Linked DNA regions of Homo sapiens: all the other regions are linked to region 1. A link is an interaction called in ENCODE POLR2A ChIA-PET data of the cell type or tissue named here. Cell type or tissue: A673. All regions are shown on one strand.

What was found. ChIA-PET counts read pairs that join two places held together with the same protein. Peaks named below come from ENCODE experiments on the same cell type or tissue, not always from the same donor. Only the 100,000 strongest peaks of a DNase experiment are listed, where the experiment ranks them.
Region 2: POLR2A ChIA-PET joins it to region 1 with 14 read pairs; 2 of 35 experiments call an interaction of 5 or more read pairs at or near these places.
Region 3: POLR2A ChIA-PET joins it to region 1 with 14 read pairs; 2 of 35 experiments call an interaction of 5 or more read pairs at or near these places.

What each region holds. Positions count from the first base shown.
Region 1 is chr5:134,821,172-134,829,171 of GRCh38, forward strand. It overlaps DDX46 (DEAD-box helicase 46), which reads left to right. Exons shown (of 23, transcript NM_001300860.2): 22 at 5,776-5,849; 23 at 7,488-8,000. The coding sequence ends at 7,535. Among named protein-coding and RNA genes, the nearest start is that of C5orf24, 21 kb to the right of the region's middle. In A673, no CTCF peak of the experiment used is centred here; DNase peaks (open chromatin) are centred at 2,080, 3,710 and 4,220; H3K4me3 peaks cover 857 bases; H3K27ac peaks cover 4,436 bases.
Region 2 is chr5:134,609,699-134,617,698 of GRCh38, forward strand. SAR1B (secretion associated Ras related GTPase 1B) reads right to left here. Exons shown (of 7, transcript NM_016103.4): 4 at 2,993-3,058. Among named protein-coding and RNA genes, the nearest start is that of SAR1B, 19 kb to the right of the region's middle. In A673, no CTCF peak of the experiment used is centred here; no DNase peak of the experiment used is centred here.
Region 3 is chr5:135,191,981-135,199,980 of GRCh38, forward strand. The region is part of intron 3 of PITX1-AS1 (PITX1 antisense RNA 1); the gene reads left to right. Among named protein-coding and RNA genes, the nearest start is that of LINC02900, 52 kb to the right of the region's middle. In A673, no CTCF peak of the experiment used is centred here; no DNase peak of the experiment used is centred here; H3K27me3 peaks cover 3,632 bases.

The sequences.
Region 1 (8,000 bases):
GGACTACAGGCGCCCACCACCATGCCCGGCTAATTTTTTTTTTTGTATTTTTAGTAGAGACAGGATTTCACCATGTTAGCCAGGATGGTCTCGATCTCCTGACCTTGTGATCCGCCCGCCTCGGCCTCCCAAAGTGCTGGGATTACAGGCGTGAGCCACTGCGCCCGGCCAATTTTTGTATTTTTAGTAGGGATGAGGTTTCACCATGTTGGTCAGGCTGTTGTCAAACTCCTGACCTCAGGTGATCCACCTGCCTCTGCCTCCCAAAGTGTTGGGATTACAGGCATGAGCCACTGTGCCCCACCGTGTTAAAGCAATATTTTCTTGTGTGCCATTTTGATTTGCTCTTGTTTCTGGGTTTTTTGTTTTTTTTTTTTTTTGAGAGGGAGTCTAGCTCTGTCACCAGGCTGGAATGCAGCGGCGCAATTTCGGCTCACTGCAACGGCGCAATTTTGGCTCACTGCAACCTCTGCCTCCCAGGCTTAAGCGGTTCTATTGCCTCAGCCTCCCGAGTAGCTGGGACTACAGGCAAGCACCACCATGCCCAGCTACTTTTTGTATTTTTAGTAGACATGGGGTTTCACCATGTTGGCCAGGATGGTCTCAATCTCCTGACCTCATGATCTGCCTGCCTTGGCCTCCCAAAGTGCTGGGATTACAGGCAGGAGCCACCACGCCCGGCCTACTTCTTTCTTTTGCTATATGTATTTTTAGGTTTTTTTTTGTTTTTTTTTTTTTTGAGATGGAGTCTCACTCTGTTGCCCAGGCTGGAGTGCAATGGTGCTGTCTCGTCTCACTGCAACCTCCACCTCCCAGGTTCAAGGAGTTCTCCCTTGGCCTCCCTAGTAGCTGGGATTACAGATGCATGCCTGGCTAATTTTATTTTTAGTAGAGATGGAGTTTCACCACGTTGGCCAGGCTGTTCTTGAACTCCTGACCTCAGGTGAACTGCCTACCTCAGCCTCCCAAAGTGCAGGGATTACAGGCCTGGGCCACCGTGCCCAGCCAGGTATTTTCTTAGCGGTTACTCAGTGGATTGCAATTAATATCTTAATTCATAACAACGTAGTTCAATTAATGCCAACTTAGTTTTAATACTATACAAAAATTTTGCTCCTATACAGTCCCATCTATTTTTTTGTTGTTATTGACACAAAATTCCTGTATATGTTTTTCTAAGAGACAGGGTCTTGATCTGTCACTCAGGCTGGAGTGCAAAGGTGAGATTATAGTTTACTGTAGCTTCAAACTCCAGGGTTCAAGTGATCCTCTATCCTTAGCCTCCTGAACAGCTAGGACCACAGGCCTGTGCCACCATGCCTGGCTAATGAAAAAAATTTTTTTTTCTAGAGACAGGGTCTTGCTATGTTACAGTCTAGGCTTGTCTTGAACTCCTGGCTTCTCTTGTACTCCCACATCGGCCTCCCAAACCTACTCATCTTTTTTTGAGACAGAGTCTTGTTCTGTCACCTGTCCTGGAGTGCAATGACCCAGTCACAGCTCAAGCAAGCCTCCCACCTCAGCCCCCCATTTAGCTGGGACCACAGGTGTATGCCACTATGTCCAGCTAAATTTTTGTATTTTTTGTAGAGATGGGTTTTCACTATGTTGCCCAGACTGTTCTTGAACTCCTGGGCTCAAGTGATCCTCCTGCCTCAGCCTCCCAAAGTGATGGGATTACAAACGTGAGCCACCATGCTGGGCCCAGACCTGTACATCTTCATACATTCTGTATTCTTCAACATAGATTCATAATTATTTTATGTAATTTTTAAATCATACAGGAAATAAAGAGAAGCTACAAACTAAAAATAATACTGACTTTTATATTTACGTATGTAGCTATGAGTATTCTTTGTTTCCTCATTCAAGTAATCTAGGGTTCTTTCACTTCAGTCTGGAGGATTTCCTTTTGTATTTCTTGTAGGGCAGGTATACTAGCAACTAACTCAGGTTTTGTTTATCTGAGAATTTCTTAATTTCATCTTTTTTTTTTTTTTTTTTTTTTGACATGGAGTCTCGCTCTGTCGCCAGGCTGGAGTGCAATGGTGCAATCTTGGCTCACTAAAACCTCTGCCTCCTGGCAGCCTCCCAAGTAGCTGGGATTATAGGAACATGCCACCATACCCAGCTAATTTTTGTATTTTTAGTAGAGATGGGGTTTCACCATTGTTGGCCAGGATGGTCTCGATCTCCTGACCTCGTGATCCTCCTGCCTTGGCCTCCCAAAGTGTTGGGATTACAGGCGAGAGCCACCACGCCCGGCAAATACAGCTGTTATGTTTTCCGTGTTTTTCCCACTCTACCATTGAGTCATGGTAAGTTTCATACATATTTTTAAATGGCATACAAAGGATGTGTGGCCAGAACTAGGCAAACTACACTTTTTTCTTCATGTTTGTGACTATGAGAAACTGACTTAGATCTATTTGAAGTCAGGTTTAAAAATGGCATGCTTTTGTGTATCCTGAAATACTTTTGGTCTGCCAATGACCCAGTATGTTTCTAACTCAGGTGACACTGTTTCTTATTACATAGTGAAATGGGGATTGCTGACCCCTGGGTCTTCAAGCAGAGAAAACTTAAGCTGATGTGTTTCTGTAGTTGGAACTGGACAGGTCTTTGCTACTGTGTTAATTAGATCATACAGGCTGAAGACAATGATAGAGGAATGTGGCAATAAAACCTTTGGTGTACATGGAGTCAGGATTTTATTTTCTGCTTGAATACATGGGTATCATTTAAGCAAAATTAATATTTTAACTGCTTGCCTTATAAAGAGGTAAGTGAGAGACATGATTATTTGCTTTGAAAAAGAATTCTTTTCGTAATTCATTTATTAATTTAAATGCAGTGTTTGCTTAGTATGGTATAATTGATATATCAAATTTCAATTTATGTATAACTTTATCAGAACACATCTCTACTACCAAGTGATGTGAAGTGAGATATTCACTGATTCCACAGCTCCGATGTAGTTTTCCTTTCATCCAGAATGGTTCTGGTCATTTGTCTCCACTGTCAATTTACACTCAGGAAATAACGTCTAATTTTTATAATAATCTAAGCAAGTCTCCTCAGTAAAAAAGCAACTTTGTTGAAGCAAATCTTAAGAATAATCTAGAAATATAATGATAATGGCCGGGCGCGGTGGCTCACGCCTGTAATCCCAGCACTTTGGGAGGCCGAAGCGGGCGGATCACAAGGTCAAGAGTTTGAGACCAGCCTGGCCAACATAGTGAAACCCCGTCTCTACTAAATACAAAAATTAGCTGGGCATGGTGGCGGGAGCCTGTATCCCAGCTACTCGAGAGGCTGAGTACCTTGGAAACAGAAGGTAGAGGTTGCAGTGAGCTGAGATGGCGCCACTGCACTCCAGCCTGGGCAAAAACAGCGAAACTCTGTCTCAAAAAAAAGAAAAGAAAAGAAAAAGAAATATAATGATATTGAATAAGAGCTAGGGTTTGGTAATTTAAGTGATCTAAATCTTTTAGAATTTTCAGAGGTAATTAGATTTTTTAAAGGATCATTTAGTTTTTGAAACTCCGAACTCAACTAAACACTAACAGGATGAAAACAGGTGTTGCTACTGTGGAATGAGCCTAGTGTCATCTGTTTCTAGTTCTGTAATTGGAGGGACCCCACTGCCTGGCTGGCTCCTTGGAGGCTCTGTTTGGCTCAGCAGCTCCAGGCCTCCCACCAGGCAAAGGGAAGGAGAACAGGAAGGACTTACATGCCTAGTCAGCCTGTATAATTTATATAGCCTGTTCTGTGACCCTCTCTTTTTACTAGTGGAGAATCCCTTAAAAGCAGCCACAGTTGTTTTAGGACCAATGAAAGGAAATGCCCTTTTTTTCATAGCTGCTTATAAACATATGTAACCTATTACAAGAAGTTACATAAGTCAGAATTTAAACTGGTCCAAATTGTCGGGCTCTGATAAAAGTAGGAAAATTGATTTTCCAGTTAAATCTAGGTGAGAGTGTCATTTTCCTTCTTTTTAAAGTTGCACAAAAATATCAACAAGCTTCACACCAACTCATACCAAGCAACGTGTTTTCCTCCTAAATTTCATTTTTGTTGTAATTTTCAGTTTGACTTCGGTCTTGATTCTTCTTTTTCTCTTCCCTTCCAGCACTCACCTTCCCCACGTAGTTTTATAGTGTTGTGATTGGTGGCTAGTGGAGGTATAGGATTTAAATTAGATATGTTGCTATGACTTCATAGCCATACCCTTGGCCTTTTCCTTCCTGTTGTGCAACTGTTTCTGTCTCTCTTTCTAGCTCCGTCTCTGTCTCTCTCTGGGGACAGAAAAGTTACTCATTTCTAATATGGGGGGAAATTTTCTCGTTTATTATAAATCTTTCCCTCATTTGTGTTTTTTAAAAATACACGGAATGATAAAAATATAGCTCTCTACGTTGCAAACCCAGTCCTCCTTTTATTCTTAGACATTTCAATCTTTAGTCTTCTTTGATTCAGCTCTTTTTCTCTTCTCAGTGTGCAATATGGTGTCTATCTGTACTTACCTACTCACTGGCATTGTCCATTGGCTCCAGATTCTACCCAGCCTACCCTTGATGGCTCTCTAATCTCTGCCACTTCTAAACTTCTGGTTCATATTTCCATTGGCCTCATCTGTATTTCCAATTGGATGTCTGATGAGCACCTCAACTACAGCAATTTTAGAATTAAATTTCACCCATTATCACTGTCCAGAAAACACCTGTTTACCTCCTGGAATCAGTATATTCTTTTACTTCTGCCTTTTTTCACTTGCCAGCCAGCTCTTAATATCTTAATTTGTTTCTCTTTTTCACTGTTCATATCCCATCAGAAAAAATATCTTGTCCATTCTACCTCAAAAGTGTGCTCTTGTGATGGTATAAATACAATATTGTGAGAGCACTAAGGAAAAAAACACTTAACTGTGCCTTTCAGAGTCAGGAAAACTTCCTAAAAGTGGTATTTAAAAGTGAAGTTTGTGAACTACTTCCTTTTCATCCTGTTTTGATATCTTTACAAGTTTGTTTTTCTAGTCTGTAAGCTTTTAAAGAGCATGAATTTGTTATTTATATGTTAAATGTCTCACAGTATGTGAGAGGTGAGTGCTTAATGTTTATGAAATTGATAACTGTGAATGAATGTCTGCAGCCTACCTCATCTAGTCAGCTATCTTGCGGTGTTCTTTCATACTCCTTTTCCAACCACGCTACGCTTCTCTTATTCTTCAATAATTAAGCATGCTTGTCTTAACTCTGTACCATTACGCATGTAATTAATTTCCTTTGCAAAATACTCTTATGGTATCTTTCCTCCCTCCAATTGGCTAGTCCTCCTTTCATTTTAAAGATTTTGTTCAGACGAGACCCTTCTGAAACATTTGTAGACTTCAGTGAACATCATAAATGTCTAATAAATACTTACTAAATGAATAAACCAAGGAAGTTATATTTCCCTTTAGCCTTCTCTTACTATCTCCTGGACAAATCACTAATAGTCTTTTTATTCCACTCTTTTTAATCACCATACTAGGAACTCTTAACACATAATATGACCTCAGTGGTTACATTTGAAACTCTGAAAGTAATCAAAATAATAAGCAGCCATTATATAATGTGGGTAATGTTCCACCAGGCATTAAATGGCTATCTTGGCAGGCAGTACAGTGTTTCTGAAAGTCACCTACAGTGTTTCTTCCTGGACCTCCGTGATATGGGTAAACACAGTGTAAGTTTAGTAATTTGAATAATATGCTTTCCACTCAATCACTAGGTGCCAATGAACTGGCTGTGCAGAAAGCAAAGGCAGAAATCACCAGGCTCATAAAAGAAGAGCTGATCCGGCTGGTGAGTGAAAACCTTAAAGTTTCGTTTGTTTTGTTTTAATAAGTGTTTTATTGAAATATAAATACAGAGAAGTACTCAAATCATAAACATATAGTTTGATGAATTTTCACAAAGTAATAAGCATACCAGTGTAGTCACTACCCAGATCAAGAAATAAAAAACATTACTAATATCCCAGAAGTCTTCTCTGTGTCTATTCTTGTCACTATTCATCTCCCCCCAACAAAACCATACCTTGAATTTTTTTTCTTTTCTTTTCTTTTTTTTTTTTGGAGACTGAGTCTTGCATTGTCACCCAGGCTGGAGTGCAGTGGCACGATCTCGGCTCACTGCAACCTCCGCCTCCTGCGTTCAAGTGATTCTCCTGCCTCAGCCTCCTGAGTAGCTGGGATTACAGGCGCACACCACCGCATCTGGCTAATTTTTGTATTTTTAGTAGAGATGGTGTTTCACTGTGTTGGCAAGGCTGGTCTCGAACTCCTGACCTCATGATTCACCTGCCTTGGCCTCCCAAAGTGCTGGGATTACAGGCGTGAGCCGTGGCGCCCGGCCCTATATTGTGAATTTTAAAATCATAGATTAGTTTTTCCTGTTTTTGAACTCCACATAAGTGTAATCATGCGTTTGCACCTTTTGCATCTAGTTTCCTTCACTCAACATTTTGAGGAGATCGGTCCATGTTATTGCATGTAGCAATAATTCATTTTCATGGCCATATAATATTTATATGATTATACAACAATTAATTTATATTTATATATTGGATTTGGGGGCTATTCTTATTTTTGGTTTTTATGAACAACACTTCTGTGAACATTATTCCATGTGCGTTTGGTATATATTAGCATGATTTTTTCCTTGGGTATATACCTCGGAGTAGAATTGTTAATTATAGGCTAGGTATTGCTAAATAGTTTTCCAAAGAGGTTACATCAATTCACACTCAATCCAGAAGTGTAGAAAATTCCAGTTGTTCTACATATTTGCCAACACATGGTGTTGTCAGTGTCTTTAAACTTAAACAATGACTTAATTTGATTTTGGAAAAAGCCCTTTACAGACTGCCTTTCCCGAGGAGGTAGACATGTCCTTGTGTCTTTAGTGCCAGTTGCAGCTTATAAACACTCCCTACAGTGTGTACATTTCCTTTGAAAGGAAACGTTGTCTTTTATCTAAGTGTAATTCTGAGAGCTTTTCTAAAATTCCCCTCACAGAGCATTCCTTTTTTTGTTGGGGGGTGGGGGTGGTTAGAAGTTTAATGAAAAGTGGGTTCACAAAACAAGAGGGAAAAAGTAAAACAGCTGTTAAATCATGTGCTTAATACTATTTCACCAAGGAGTGGTCGAAAAGAATCTTGTGCCCATAGATGCTACCACCATTAGGTTGATTCAAAACATAGTTGTTAAGGAATAGTTGAGTGAACAGAGAATTCATTAGTTATTGAATAGTTTTTCCTTTCTCAATGCAGTAATAGTAACATTTAAAATTTTAAATAACCAATAGTTTTATAAGTTGGCAAAGGAAATGATCTTAAATATTTCCTTTTGGGTTTGTTTGGTTGGTTGGTTGGTTCGTTTTTTTTTTTTGTTTTTTTTGTTTTGCTTTCTCTGATGACATATCTTTTATTTCCTATTACAGCAAAATTCATACCAACCAACAAATAAAGGAAGATACAAAGTCTTATAGACATCCGGAAAAAAGATTTTTACCTGTGCTGGTCTATGATGTATGTGGCAGTTGCTGTCTGCAGTTTACAATGTATTGTAAATGAAGATTTTTTAAATTCTATCTTGCTGATTTTTTTTAAATATAAGAAACTGGTACTTGGTAAAGAAATCTGTCCGTAAGTACCCCCACAATCAGTCAAACTATATTTAAAGCCAGCCTGTTTTCAGAGTATGATGTCCTTTAATGTAAACTCAAATATCAATATTTTAAATGTCCGGATAATATTCTAGAGGTTTAAAAAATGGAAATATTTGAACTTTCTATTGAAGACAATAAAGTACACAAGTCGTTAAGGGGCTATTCACTTTATCCTGTACTTTCAATGAAATTGTGATCATTTCCTAAGAAAAGGTAAAATTCACTATCATATTTTGTGTCCCCACCTTGATGTTACATGACTCTGGAACAATATGAACTGGATTT
Region 2 (8,000 bases), 210 kb before region 1:
AGTTTACTTGTTGGTCAAACCCAGCAGATGGTTTAAGCAAAGAGTCCAACCAGATATCAAGTGCGGTAATCCCTTAGCTGCTGGTACTTCACAATATATTCAAGTTAATCTTTTACCCAGTGGTGCCAAATTCTTCTGAGAATAACTAAGAGGGAATTTCAGGCTTTCCTTGACTGTGGGCAAGTCAAATACTTTAGTCTCTTCCAATTATCATATGTAAGGAGTAGAATATTTAAAATAAAAATAAAAATAAAAAAAAATACACGTTAAGTTCATTGGAGGACTGCTACTAGATCTAAAATATAAGCAGTAAAAAAACTACATATATGTGATTATATATACATAAAATGTGTGTATTTATATTACATATATATGCAGTGTTCATTTTTTGACATTTCTAGTTATCAGATTTTTTTTGCCAGTGATAAATTTGGAATGAGTGACAGAAGGAAATTAATATCAGGTACAAGCTTGTTAAAATAATAAGGCCGGGTGTGGTGGCTCACACTTGTAATCCCAGCACTTTGGAAGGCCAAGGCAGGTGGATTGCTTGAGCTCAGGAGTTCAAGACCAGCCTGGACAACATAGTGAAACCTCATCTCTACAAAAAAACACAAAAAATTAGCCAAGCCGGACACAGTGGCTCATGCCTGTAATCCCAGCACTTTGGGAGGCTGAGGCAGGTGGATCACCTGAGGTCAGGAGTTGGAGACCAACCTGGCCAACATAGTGAAACCCTGTGTCTCTACTAAAAATACAAAAATTAGCCAGGCTTGGAGAATCACCTGAACCCGGGAGGTGGAGGTGGCAGTGAGCCGAGATCATGCCACTGCACTCCAGCCTGGGTGACAGAGAGAGACTCCGTCTCAAAAAAAAAAAAAAAAAAAAAAAAAAATTAGAAAGTGTGGTGGTGTGTGCCTGCCCAGCTACTTGGGAGGCTGAGGTGGGAGGATGGAGCCCAGGAGGCAGAGGCTGCAGTAAGCCAAGATCATGCCACTGCACTCCAGCCTGGGAGACAGAACCAGACTCTGTTTCAAAAAAAATAATTAAAAAAAAACCAAAACAAAATTGTTTTACTCAGAAAAGAAGCTCAAATGTTAATAATTAACTGAAGTCTATGAAATCATAAGAGTAATTTTTTCCATAACATAACTTTCTTCACTGACTTGAGTTTTATGACATACCTTTTTTTTTTTTTTTTAAAGAGACAGGGTCTTGCTCTGTCATCCAGGCTAGTTCACTGCAACCTCAGACTCTTGAGCTCAAGTCATAGTCCCATCTCAGCCTCCTGAGTAGGTAGGACTATCAGTGTCTATCACTATGCCCCATTAATTGTTAAATTCTGTGTAGAGACAGGGTCTTGCTATGTTGCAAGGCTGGTCTTGAACTCCTGGCTTCAAGTGATCCTCCCAACCTCAGCCTCTCAAAGCACTGGGATTATAGGCCTGAGACCCCACACCCAGCCATTATGACATATCTTGAAACAACATAGAAATGAAGTCTCAGACAAATTCCATTAGATTCCAATTCTAATCATCGTATTCCAGAAATTATTTTGTGTATATGCCAGACAATTACATGTCTCAAATGTGCTTTCACTAGCCAGAACCATTTACAATCTTTTCAACTATATGTCGCATCAGGTTTTTAGAATGCCCACCAATTCGGTAATATTGGTTAGTTATGACTTACTATGAGGTAGATGTTGCCAAGTACTTTTGGGGATATAAAAAATGAACAGGCCAGGTGTGGTGGCTCACACCTGTAATCCCAGCACTTTGGGAAATTGAGGTAGGAGGATTGCTTGAGGCCAGGACTTCAAAATCAGCCTGGGCAAGATTGTGAGACCCCATCTCTACAAAAAAAATTTTTTTTAATTAAAACAAAACAAAAAACAGGATTTTAGTCCCCGCAAGTTTAATATAAGAGATAAGGCAGTCTTTCCAAACTTGTTGTAGACATGTACACAAATATACTAAGTGCTATGAAGTATAGCTGAGAGCACTCCAACTGAGAATGGCTTCCCAAGGGAGGTAGCAGGGCATACGCTGGGGCCTAAAGGGGTTACTCATGTGCGGATGGGGATGGCATGAACAAAAGCACAGAGGAAAACACCAAGAAGGTCTGATTTGGTTGAAGCAAAAAGAACGGGAAGGGGAATAGAGGGAAATAAAAGAAAAGTAGGCCAGATGTGGTGGCTCACACCTATAATCCCAACTTTTGGGAGACTGAGATGAGAGGATTGCTTGAGCCCAGGAGTTGGAGACAAGCCTGGGCAACATAGTGAGTGAGACCCTGTCTCTATAAGATAATTTTTAAAAGCCCAGAAAAGTAAACTGGGACCAGATCATAGAGATCCTGAATGCCAGGTTAATGAGTTTGGCCTTTATTTTGTAAGTAATGAGTTAGCCACTGAAGGTTTTTTTGTTTTGTTTTGTTTTGTTTTTGTTTTACAGAGCAGTAACATGTTCAAAACATGATTATGACAGTGAGAGGTAGATTGAAGTAGAGAGAATGGAAGTTAATTTTACTCATACACTTTACCACCAAAAGCAATTCTCATTTGAATTGGCCAGAAGTATCATGAAAATCACCCTTTGCTTTTAAAGTATTTATCGGGGAGTAATAATCCCTAAATTTTAAATCTACTCTGGCCTTGCGTGACTAGAATGAGATTTCATGCACTAGAACTAATGGCCACATTTTTGTTAAGTTAAAATAAAACAAAGTGACTGTAAGAGTAAGAGAATCTTACCTTGAACGTGGCGAAATCCCATCTCTACTAAGAATACAAAAATCAGCTGGGCGCGGTGGCACATGCCTGTAATCCCAGCTATTGGGGAGGCTGAGGCATGAGGATTGCTTGAACCCAGGAGGCAGAGGTTGCAGTGAGCTGAGATTGCACCACTGCACTCCAGCCTGGGAGACAGAGTGAGCCTGTCTAAAAAAAAAAAAAAAAAAAAAAAAAAAAAAAAAAAAAAAAGAATCTTACCTTGAACATGTCCACCCAGATCAAAAGTTGTAAACGTCATGCCAGCAATGGTCAGTTCTTCGGAAGCTAAATAAGATTTTAAAATATTTTTACATGAAAATTAGAAACCCATTAATCGTGTAAAAAGTAAAGTAGAGGTTCCTTTTCAAAGACTTTCCTCCCCATCTAATTAAGAATAAATAGTAACTTCTCTTAGAAGCAAAATTGATTCAAAGACCCGTGCTAACATTCTTAAATATCTGCCAGCCGTAATAAAGAAATCAATGTACTTTATGTTCTTAGCTCCCACAATTTAGCCTAAATATTTGCCCTGGCATACTTACACTGGTCCAAGCAAGCATTAGGTCATAGCCTGTTCCTCTTCCTTATTTGAAGGTGTTTTTACCTTTCTCAGCATTCCACAAGTTACTTCCTCCTTCCTTTGTTCTCCTCTGCCTTTGCCTCTTTTAAAAAGTTCTAAGTTGCTAGCCAATCAGGACAAATACAGAATGTGAGGTCCCATTCCAGCCAATGGAAACCGGACACAGCAGTAGGGTGGACGCATCAGATTATAAATGACCCTGTCTCCTTTGTTCGGTGTACTCTTGTGGCAAAACTGCTGGCAAGTGTACCCTTTCTGCAGAAAGTAAAAATGGCCTTGCTGAGGAAATTAAATTTATGTTCAAGTGCTATCCTTTACAGCACCAGGGAACAAGCATTTCTAACAATAGCTTATATTTACTACTTAATGTTTGATTTACTTTTATTGCAAATAAGGTCAAATCAAACATTTACAAACTGGTACAATAATACTTTTTTGTAATTAGATATACACCAATTCATACTGACAATATAACAAATAATTGTAATATTCAGTTCTAGTATTCTACTCACCACAAATCCAACATTTATTTTTCCTTCTCTATTCTTCCTGCTGAAAATGTTAATCTCTTCAGACAATTATTTGCTATGAATTCAAATAACTGCTCCAATCTAATAATTGTTCATATAATTCATCTTAAATGATACAGGTGAAATAATTTTCTCTTATGGCTGACATAAGACAGTCTTTAATTACAAAAACAATTACCATAAAAAATTGTGGCCATTATTTCCATAACTATCTTTCTTTCTCCTCCCTTCCACTTCTGGGACTTCAGTTGCAGGTTTGTTAGACTGCCTGATGTTGTCTCACCAGTCATTGAGGCTCTGTTTATTTTGCTTTCAGTCACTTTTCTCTCTGTGCTTCATTCTGGAGTTTCTGTTGCATTGAGTTAAGTTTAGTGGTCTTTCTTTCTGCAGTACTGGCACTATCTAATTTACTATTAATCCTATCCAGTGAAATTTCCATTTCAGGCTGGGCATGGTAGCTCACACCTGTAAGCCCAGACTTTGGGAGGCCAAGGTGGGAGAATCACTTGAGCCCAGGAGTTCGAGACCAGCCTGGGCAACCCAGGGAGACCCTGTCTCTATTAAAAAAAAGAAAGAAAGAAAAAAAAGAAATTTTCATTTCAAATACTGTATTTTTCATTTCTAGAAGTTTCATTTGATTCTGTGTTATATCTTCCATTTCTTTCCTCATGTTTGTGTTTTCCTTTAAATCCCTGAGCACATTCATAACGATTGTCTTATGTCTTAATCTGCTAATTCCATCATCTTTGTCACACTTGTGTCTGTTTCTACTGACTGAATCACTTTCCTGTTTCTTTGCATGTCTAGTAATTTCATATTGAGTGCTGGATTTTGTTGTAGTCTTTTGAAGAAGGTTGAATTTTGTTCTGACAGTTCACTTGCTTACAGATCAGTTTTTAACATTTGTTAGAAGGCTAAATGGGATTAAACAACAATTCCTGGCCCCATGAGAGCTCTAGTAATTATTTGGCTAACAGCATTCTTACAATTGTTCTTTGACTAGCCTTTTGGAGCTTTACCCATTGCATGCACAGATTGGTATTCAGCTATGTAAATTTCTAGAGTCCTTTCTCTCCAGAGGTCCCTCCTCTCCGGTACTCCCTCCTCTCTGTCCTAGCAAAAAAATTCTAGTCCTGTTGGCCTTTCCAAATTCTGGTCTACATCTCCTCAACTCAGCAAGACTATTGGACTATGTTTGGGTGTCCTCTCTTTGCACCATGGTCTGAAAATTACCTCTTGGCATAAAACCAAAATAGAGTTGTTTCCTTTCTCTCAGGAATCACAGTCCTGTGGTAGCTGTTGCCCAATGTCTGAAAACAGTTGTAGCATCTTTTTTTGTCCGGTTTTCTAGTTGTGTACAGTGGGAGGGTAATTCCAGAACCAGTACTCACTTATGGCCAAAAGCACAAGTGCCCCATAATGACAACATAAGTTTTAGTGTAGCTACTTTAGCCCAGAGTTTTTATCTTCTTAAGAAATTCTGGGGGCCGGGCGCGGTGGCTCACGCCTGTAATCCCAGCACTTTGGGAGGCCGAGATGGGCAGATCACGAGGTCAGGAGATCGAGACCATCCTGGCTAACGAGGTGAAACCCCGTCTCTACTAAAAATACAAAAAATTAGCTGGGTGCAGCGGCAGGTGCCTGAAATCCCAGCTACCAGGGAGGCTGAGGCAGGAGAATCGCTTGAACCCTGGCGGCAGAGGTTGCAATGAGCCGAGATTGCCCCACTGCACTCCAGCCTGGGGAACAGAGCGAGACTCCATCTCAAAAAAAAAAAAAAAAAATTACCCAGGCATGGTGGCAGGTGCCTGTAATCCCAGCTACTCAGGAGGCTGAGGCAGGAGAATCACTTGAACCCAGGAGGCGGAGGTTGCAGTGAGCCGAGATTGCGCCATTGCACTCCAGCCTGGGCAACAGAGAGAGATTCTGTCTGAAAATAAGAAGAAATTCTGGGCCGGGGGCGGTGGCTCACGCCTGTAATCCCAGCACTTTGGGAGGCTGAGGCGGGTGGGTCACGAGGTCAGGAGATCGAGACCATCCTGGCTAACACGGTGAAACCCCGTCTCTACTAAAAAAATACAAAAAATTAGCTGGGCGTGGTGGCAGGCGCCTGTAGTCCCAGCTACTCAGGAGGCTGAGGCAGGAGAATGGCATGAACGCGGGAGGCGGAGCTTGCAGTGAGCCGAGATTGCACCACTGCACTCTAGCCTGGGCGACAGAGCAAGACTCCGTCTCAAAAAATAACAATAATAAATAAAGAAATTCTGTATGTAGGCCAGGTGCAGTGGCTCATGCCTCTAATCCCAGCACTTCGGGAGGCCGAGGCGGGTGGATCACTTGAGACATCAGGAGTTCTGAGACCAGCCTGGCCAATGTGGTGAAACCCCGTCTCTACTAAAAATACAAAAATTAGCCAGGCGTGGTGGCAGATGCCTGTAATCCTAGCTACTAGGGAAGCTGAGACAGGAGAATGTGGCAGGCGGAGGTTGCAGTGAGCCGAGACTGGCCACTGCACTCCAGCCTGGGCAACAGAGCGAGACTCCATCTCGGAAAAAAAAAAAAAAAAAAAAGGGCAGGGCACACGGTGGCTCATGCCTGTAATCCCAGCACTTTGGAAGGCCGAGGGGGGCGGATCACCTGAGGTGAGGAGTTCGAGACCATCCTGGCAAACATGGTGAAATCCCGTCTCTACTAAAAATACAAAAATTAGCCGGGAGTGGTGGTAGGCTCCTGTAATCCCAGCTACTCGAGAGGCTGAGGCAAGAGAATCGCTTGAACCCGGGAGGTGGAGGTTGCAGTGAGCTGAGATCATACCATTGCACTCCAGCCTGGGGGACAAGAGCGAGACTTTGTCTCAAAAAAAAAAAAAAAAGAAAGAAAGAAATTCTATGTGTAGATTGCCAAATGAATAAAATATTTAATACAATCTATATTCAAAGTCACTGTTCATAAGGAAAAGATAATGCTTAGTTAGCAAACCACCTCTATGGTAATAATCCCCAATATACTTTCTGCTTTATAAAAGAAGTCTGAATTAGGCTATTTAAGATACAGAACACTGTTAACATCCCAGAAAGTCTCCTCTAGCCCCTTCCCAGTCAATCCCCATTTTCATCTCCGGAAGCAACCACTGATCTGAATTCTATCACCACAGGTTAGTTTTGTCTGTTCTAGAATTTCATATAAATGGTATCATACAGTAGATAACTTTTTATGACCAGCTTCTGCCATGTAGCATAATATGACTGAATGTATCAGTGGTTTATTCATCTTTCTTGCTAAGTAGCATTCCATTATTTATCAATTTCCTTTTTGATGGACATTTGAGGTGTTTCCAGTTTTTGGCTATTACAAATAAAATTAGTATAGGCTGGGTATGGTGGCTCACACTTGTAATCCCAGCACTTTGGGAGGCTGGATGGGAGGATCGCTTGAGCCCAGGAGTTCAAGACCAGCCTAAGCAACATGGTGAAACCCTATCTCTACAAATAAATTAAAAAATTAGCCAGATGTGGTAGCATGTGCCTGTAGTTCGAGCTACTTGGGAGACTGAGGTGGGAGGAACACTTGAACCTGGGAGGTTGAGGCTGCAGTGAGCCGCGATTGTGCCATTGCACTCCAGCCTGGGCCACAGAGTGAGACACTGACTCAAAAAAAAAAAATAATAATAACTCACCACCAACAAATAAAGCTAGTATAAACATTTTTGTACAAGGTTTTTGGTAAATGTATTTTCTCATTTCTCTCGGGTAAGTAACTAGGAGTAGAACTGCCAGATCATAGGATATATGTAGGTTTTCACATATGCTTTTTTTTCCTTTTCAAAAATGTTTTCTTTTCCACACCAGAATAGATCACATATGCTTTTGATTAATTAAAAAATATGAGTTGAAATGAATGTGAGCTGCAGGAAAGGTTGAGATAGCATCTGTTTTCCCCTAGTATCCAGAACAATGTCTGACATAAAGTAGGTGCTCAATAAATATTTGAATAAATGAAATAGAGCAACGTCAAAAAATTAAAAAATGACTTACACCTAATATTTAAGACCACTCTGTAGTCTCTTCCAGTTATGCTGGTTTTTGTTGGGTTTTTTTTCTGTGTTTTTTGTTTTTTT
Region 3 (8,000 bases), 370 kb after region 1:
GGTTCCTAGGTATCCACCACAAACAGGCTTGAATCTACCCACACAAACAACCCTATCAGGAAGTCTCCAGCAAAGTGGGGCTCTTGGTGGCTGTTTTGGGTTTTGGGTAGAAGGTAGTATAGCAGCTATATTTCTAAACCATGGGGGCAAAACTAGATATCTATGTCCTGAGGGGACTGAGTTTTGTGAATGGATTTGGCCTGTGAGGATGTCACATGGGGCTCAGTAGCACTGAGGGGAGAGGCTGTGTGTGGTGATACTCTCATTCCTGTCTTGGGGAAGGGGGCCTGGAGCCATGACTTTCCCCTAGGCCTTTTCAGAAGGGGCTGGGAATCACAGTAGATGTTTGTCAATGGAGGAGCCTTGGCCCCATTTCAGACGCAATGTTTTCTCGTTCTGTGGTGGTTTTATACACAAAGGCTGTGTCCTGCTTGGCCACGCCTGCCTGCAGCATGTGCAAGCATGATACTTGGCGTCTGGGTGCAGCAGGGCATCCGTGCTCCATGCTGCGCGTCCAGCATGGCTGGACTGCCCTTGCACCCTCATTTTACCAGCACAGGTCAAGCAGTTCCCATGGGGCCTTCAGCTGGTAGCAGCAGGACCCATGGGTATCTAACCCAGACACCTTCTCTCTCCCCTATAGAGGGAGTTGGCTGTCAAAGCCCAAGGATGTCTGTTTTTAGGTGATTGTCTCCTGGCTTATCTGAGGCCAAAATGTTCTTACCTCCTGGTCTCTGAGATCATAGAAAGAGACTCTGGTATTTGGCCAAATGGCTGCTCAGAACCTAGTCCTGAAAAGTTATTTTCTTAGTCAAGGGGCTCATGCAAGCCCTGGACTAGGGGTGATTTAGTTGTGTTTTTTCAGCTCACCTCATAATTTAATGTAGAAAAAATTATTTGGCATGTTTTCTCCTGGGTGCCGACTGCCTTTAGAGCCAGCCGTTCTGTACGGAGAAATGCCCCGTAGTCAGAAATCTTCTTGTTATGCCAGGTCTGCGCATTCAGGGACTGCGAGTGGCTCACTGAAATCTCTGAGGCTGGCCAGCCAAGGAGGGAGAGGAATCCTACCTACCCTGGACTTACATTTTTATGGAGAAGAAGGAATGTTAGGAAAGTCAGTAAACTTTTAGTCCCTCCTGGCCCCATGAACATGAATAGAAGAAGAAGAAAAACCCTAGCCGACTGGTTATTTACCCCGAGCACAAAAGCAGCCCCCCTCCCATCATCTCCCTTTTATTTCCAGCCACTCTGACAGAAATGCATTACTGGCTGAATACACCTTCCCACAATGCCATCCATCACACAGGTATTGGGGGACCAAAGGTAAGATGAACTTTAAACACACCTGGCACAGCTGGCTCCCACCTTTGTGCTTGGAGTGGCTGCCAGCCAGCTGGCTGCCCTGTCCCCCTTCTCAGGCTCTCCAGAGGAATCCCAGCAGACTGACTTCTTTTTGTGGCCACATATTATTCTAAAATCAGGCTATGCAACTGCCTTGGGAGAGTCTGGGCAACCTCTCTTGTAAGTAGCCCTCTCAGCCCCGTAGGGCTCCAAAGAGCTTAAAGCTGCTCAGTCATGAGAATTTTCCATGGGAGGAAAGACTCTCTGGGGTCCTCCACTCTCTCACCTTCAGAAGCAAATAGAACAGGTCTTCCAAGGCCCCCGAGTGATTCCGCCCGGCGTGTTGCTGATGCTGTCCCTCTAGTACTTGTGGATTCTTTGGAAGAGAAGGTGGGTGATTGAGCTGTGGACCGCTTCTCCAGTTTTATGCATCTGGAACTGAGAGACTTTCACAGAATTGTAGCAAATAAAGAGAGAAAGTACTTTATTAGCAGTTATTCTTTACATCACTAAACTCCTGTCTCTCACCCCAGGCAGCTTTAAGATGCAGCTCAGCTCTCAACCTTGCCTATGACTGGGTAGGAAATTACCCTGTCTGGAGGGAGAATGACTCCTGAGTCATTCTCAGTCTTCCTCCCCAGCTGCTGCGAGTTCATTTGTTTTAACTTTCCCTCTCCCAAGATAACATATTCCGGGGGCCAGTGAAAAGAAAATGTGGTGTTGGAAGGTCTTTTAAGTGGGAACATTCTTGGTTGTGAGGCTGAGCTGTTCAGGAAGACCTTGATGCTTTCCTGGTTCACAAAGCCGAGAGGTGATGAGGCTATAGTGGCACTTTGGATTTGGGGGTGATAAGACTGTTTTTTGTAAAACACTGGAATTCTCTGTGATTATCAGTTGGGGAATTCATCATGGTATTTATCTGGAGAGGAAAGAAGGCAAAATGGACTTCACAACAGTCAACTGGGTCACTCGTTGTCAAGCAATCACTTAGCATGTGCTCTGACCATTGAGTGTCATTGCTATTAGCCACTTAATCCCCACAAGAGGCCATGCTCTAGGTCACCCTCATTTTAGAGATAAAGTTCAGCCCTGCTTTTCTTCTCTACCTGATCTCAGCATAGACAGCTGAGCATTGCTTTGACTCCAGCAAGCAGAACACCACTCTCAGAGCCCTTGTTATTAGCTTGAATTGAAATTGCATCTTGACCTCAAATGAGATTCAAGAGCATAGGAACAAATACTTTTAGAAGAACTAAAGGAGATGATAAAACTGTCATCGCATATGTCAGGCCTTTCTCCCTGGATTTCCATGTCCCTGTTTCTCTCTCCCTCTCCTCTGGATGTCCTACTGGAATCTTGTAGTATTCACCTGGCTATGAGGGAGAACATTGTGAAATTCCAGAATTGCCACAGCAACTTTGGTAATGTGGACTCCTTACTTGGTCTGTCCTGTCTTCTGCCATTGCAATCTGATGGAGCTGTGGGCGTCCTGATGCCAGATATAATCCAACCAAATAAATCTCTAAGAACATAAAATAAAAGCTATCTCACAGTTTCCTTTTGTTTCCTGCACAAAAGCTATTCTCAGTATATGAATGGTGTCAGATGCAATAATCCAGAATAAATCTCCAAGAAGAAAAAAATGCATTTCAAAGTGAATGATCACTCATTTCCCATCCTCCCCACCATTTTTATATTGGGTGAGTCACTGGGGTGGCTGCCGACAGCTCCTGTGGGCCGGCCAGAATTGGGAGGAAGATTACAGGGGCTTGCTAAGGCCTGGGGTTGCTGCCAGATCTACACAGGTCATTGAGCTCCAGCTGGGGAGAGTTTTGGGTTTTGGCCCTCTGGGCCATGTCCATCCTGGCAGAGGGTCAGAAGAAGACCACACCCCTGGATTCTAGGCTTCCATAATGGCCTTGTCTTCTCCAGGGGATCCTACAGGTATGTTCTTGCCAAGTATATCCACTGTAGAAGGCTGGAAACACTTAAGTCATATATGCTCTTTGGGCAGATTAAACTTGATGATTCTGGGGCTGCCCTCTTCAGGGCCCGGCTGGTTGCCCTTCTTGGAACGCCTGCATATTCACTGGGGAAGGGCAGTGTGACATAGCTGTGGGGGAAGAATATGCTGGGGCATTTGCCAAGTCTAGATTTCAAAAGGCCCTTTCAGAATTGGAAGACTTTTGCCTTGAATGGTTAGTCTTAACTCTATTATTTACCCTAGTCTACTGTCTACATTCCAAATTTTTCCTTTCAGCATAAGATCCGGGCAATGATCACATATTGTTTCTTTTTTTTTTTTTTTTCAACTTTTAGATTCAGAGGGTGCATGTATAGGTTTGTTACTTGGGCATATTGCGTGATGCTGAGGTTTGGAGAACGAATGATCCCATCACCCAGCATAGTACCACATAGTTAGTTTCTGTTTTGTTTTGTTTGAGACAGTCTTGCTCTGCTGCCCAGGCTGGAGTGCAGTGGTGCGATCTTGGCTCACTGCAACCTCCATCTCCCAGGTTCAAGCGATTCTCCTGCCTCAGCCTCCTGAGTAGCTGGGATTACAGGCATGCGCCACCGTGCCTGGCTAATTTTGGTATTTTTAGAAGAGATGGGGTTTCACCATGTTGGTCAGGCTGGTCTCGAATTCCTGACCTTGTGATCCGCCTGCCTCGGCCTCCCAGAGTGCTGGGATTACAGGCATGAGCCACCGCGCCTGGCCTTTAGTTTTTTAATCCTTGCCTCCTGCCCCATCAGTGCCCAGTGTCTATTGTTGCCATCTTTATGTCCATGAATACCCAATGTTTAGCTCCCTCTTATAAGTGAGAACATGTGGTATTTGGTTTTCTGTCGCTGTGTAAGTTTGCTTAAGAGAATGGCCTCCAGCTGCATTCATGTTGCTGCAAAGGACATGATTTCATTCTTTTTTATGACTGCATAGTATTTCATGGTGTATATGTACCATGTTTTCTTTAGTCTACCATTGATGGGCATGTAGGTTGATTCCATGTCTTTGTTATTGTGAATAGTGCTGTGATGAACCTATGAGTGCATGTGTCTTTTTAGTAGAACAATTTGTTTTCTTTTGGATATACACCCAGTAACGGGATTGCTGGATGGAATGGTAGCTCTGTTTTAAGTTCTTTGAGAAATCACCAAACTACTTTCCACAGTGGCTGAAGTAATTGACATTCTGATCAACAGTGTGTAAGTGTTCCCCTTTCTCTGCAGCAGTGCCAACATCTGTTGTTTTTTGACTTTTTAGTAATAGCCATTCTCACTGGTGTGAGATGGTACCTCATTGTGGTTTTGATTTGCATTTCTCTGATAATGATGTGGAGCATTTTTTCATGTTTGTTGGTCACCTGTATGTCTTCTTTTGAGAAATACCTGTTCACATCTTTTGCCCATTTTAAAAAATGAGATTGTCTGTTTTTTGCTTGTTCAATGTTTCAGTTCCTTGTAGATCTTAGTTCCTTGTAGATCTGTTGTCAGATACATAGTTTTTGAATATTTTCTCCCATTTTGTAGGTTGTCTGTTTACTCTGTTGATCGTTTCTTTTGCTATGAAGAAACTCTTTAGTATAATTAGGTTCCACTAGTTTAATTTTTGTTTTCATTGCAATTACTTTTGGGAACTTAGCCAAAAATTATTTGCCAAGGCCAATGGGTAGGGCCTTGCCAAAAACCTAGGGTATTTTGTAGGTTTTCTTCTAGGATTTTTATATCTGAGGTCTTACATTTAAATATTTAATCCATCTTGAGTTATTTTTGTATACATTGAAAGATAGGGATCCAGTTTTATTCTTCTGTATGTGGCTAGCCAGCTATACCAGCATCCTTCATTGAATAGGGAGTCCTTTCCGCATTGCTTATTTTTGTCAACTTTGTTGAAGATTAGATAGCTGTATGTCTGTGGCTTTAATTTTGAGTTTTCTGTTCTGTTCTGTTTGCTATGTGTTTGTTTTTATACCAAACCATGCTGTTTTGGTTACTGTAGCCTTTCAGTGTAGTTTGAAGTTGGGTAATGTGATGCCTCTGGCTTTGTTCTTTTTGCTTAGGATTGCTTTGGCTATTCACAATCTTTTGGTTCCATATGAATTTTAGAATAGTTTTATTCCAATTCTGTGAATAATGTTGGTAGTTCGATAGTAATCACATTGAATCTATAGATTGCTTTGGGCAGTATGGTCATTTTAACAATATCGATTCTTCCAATCTGAGCGTGGAATGTTTTTCCATTTGTGTCATCTATGATTTCATTTAGCAGTGTTTTGTAGTTTTCCTTGTAGAGATCTTTCACCTCCTTGGTTAGATGTATTCTTAGGTATTTTTATTTTTTGATGGCTACTGCAAATGGGATTGTGTTCTTGATTTGTTTCTCAGCTTGAATATTATTGATATATAGAAATGCTACTGATTTTTGTACATTGATTTTGTATACTGAAACTTTACTGAAGTTATCAATTCCAGGAGCCTTTTGGTGGAGTCTTTAGGGTTTTCTAGGTATAGAATCGTTGTGAAGAGTTAGTTTGACTTCTTTTCCTATTTGGATGCCTTTTATTTCTTTCTCTTGCCTGATTGCTCTTGCTGGCACTTCCAGTACTATGTGGAATAGGGGTGGTGAGAGTAGGCATCCTTGTCTTGTTCTAGTCCTCAAGGGGAATGCTTCCGGTTTTTGCCCATTCCGCATGATTTTGGCTGTGGATTGGTCATAAATGGCTGTTACTATTTTGAGGTATGTTCCTTCAATGCCTAGTTTCTTGAGGGTTTTTATCATGAAGGAATGTGGATTTTATGGAAAGCTTTTTCCATGTCTGTTAAGATGATCATATGGTTTTTGTTTTTAATTCTGTTTATGTGGTGAATCACATTGACTGATTTGCATATGTTGAACCAACCTTGCATCTCAGGAGTGAAGCCTGTTTGATCATGGTGAATTAACTTTTTGATGTGCTGTGGAATTTGGTTTGCCAGTACTTTGTTGAGAACATATTGCGTTTATGGTCACACATTGTCAGGTCTCTTTAACCTTTCATCTGGAGTGGTTATTCAGCCTATGTCTTTTATGACATTGATGTTTTCTTGAAGACCAGGTCAGGATGTAGAATATTCCAATTCAGTTTAGGTTTGTCAGATGACTGTCTGCTTCTCATTGGTGATGTTAACTTTGATTTCCTGGCCAAAATCTTGTCTGGTTACTGCACTGTATAGTTACCATTTTCCCTTATAACTAATAATCGATCTGTGGGAAGACACTTTGAAGTGCAAATATTCTGCTTCTCCTCAAAATCTACACCCCACCCCTCCTGCTGAATTTAGTGTCTGTTGATGAGTCCTGCCTCAGCCAGTCTTTACTGCATGGTCAGAACATGGTGATTTTCCAGTGCTGCTACTTTCTGCATATTTCCCGCTTAGCGTTCTTCTCTGATTTTGAGTTTTCCCGCTTTCCCTCTCTCCTTTCTTCTTTTCTCCTCCTCTTCTGCTGCTGCTGCTGCTTTATCACTATAGCCTCATTGATTCCTGTTTTATTTAATGGGCTCAAATATATTATTGTCATTATTTGTTTTGTGCTCAAATTGTCCTAGGTTTAGCCAGTGAGATCTCCTTCAGGCTTGTCTCCTGTCTGCTTTTCATGTGCCACCATCATTACTTTCAATACTTCTTTATTTTCTGGCATAAACAAGATGTTCCAGGCTTACCTTTTACCTTCCCTGACCTAGTCCTGGCATCAGCTGTTTTGCTAAGGAACTCTGGTTCCTTTAAGTGGGGAATGGTATTTAAAAACCAAGATCTAGGCACTGACTATGCCTAACACTACTGGAGTGTCATTGTCTCCAGGCTCCTTCAAATCTAGGATAGATATGTACACACATACACATATATCCCCTATCCATCCCAGCTGTGAAATATACAAGTATGTATGCATACACATACACATTCAGAGTTACACATACATATTTGAAAATGTATGTGTGTCTGTGTCTCTTTGTGTATGTATATATGTGTCATGAGTGTCCCTACTCCCATATTTGGATCTCCCCTATGTTTAGAACTCTGACTTCCAGCATTATTTCACATTTACTCAGTCTCAATCCTATACTGTATATAGAAGATTGTTTCAAAATTGGTACACCCATACTGCTGTGAGAAACAAGTCTAAGTGAAAGAGTTCACAATTAGTTTGCAGTTCTTTTTCTTCTATGCTGAGGACATATAGTCAATATACTTTGTTCAACAATTACTAGGATTAGTGCTTTCCCACATCAGTGTGGTTCTGAATTTGGGTTCATCAGCAGTTTTCTTAGGATTTATTTGCAATACAGTTTGGCTCGTTTGCTTTCAATTTGGTTTTTGTTCCCCTCATCCTTGTTTTTTGATTCTGTAGTTTATGAATATGCTTCCAAAATTAAATGTTATACAAAAAAAATACCGAGAAAAGTGTCACTTCTGTATCCCTTTCACTCTATCTCCTCCGCCATTCCCCAGAAGGTAAACAATTTTATATTTTTCTGATTTTTCCTTCCTATGTTTTTTTTTGGCAAAAATAAACAAATGCATGTATGTTTCCTAGTTTCCTCTTCTTTCTTACATAGTGCTAGTATATATTATGTATTCTTTTGAGCCTTGCTTTTTCCACCTGACAATATATTCTAGAAATC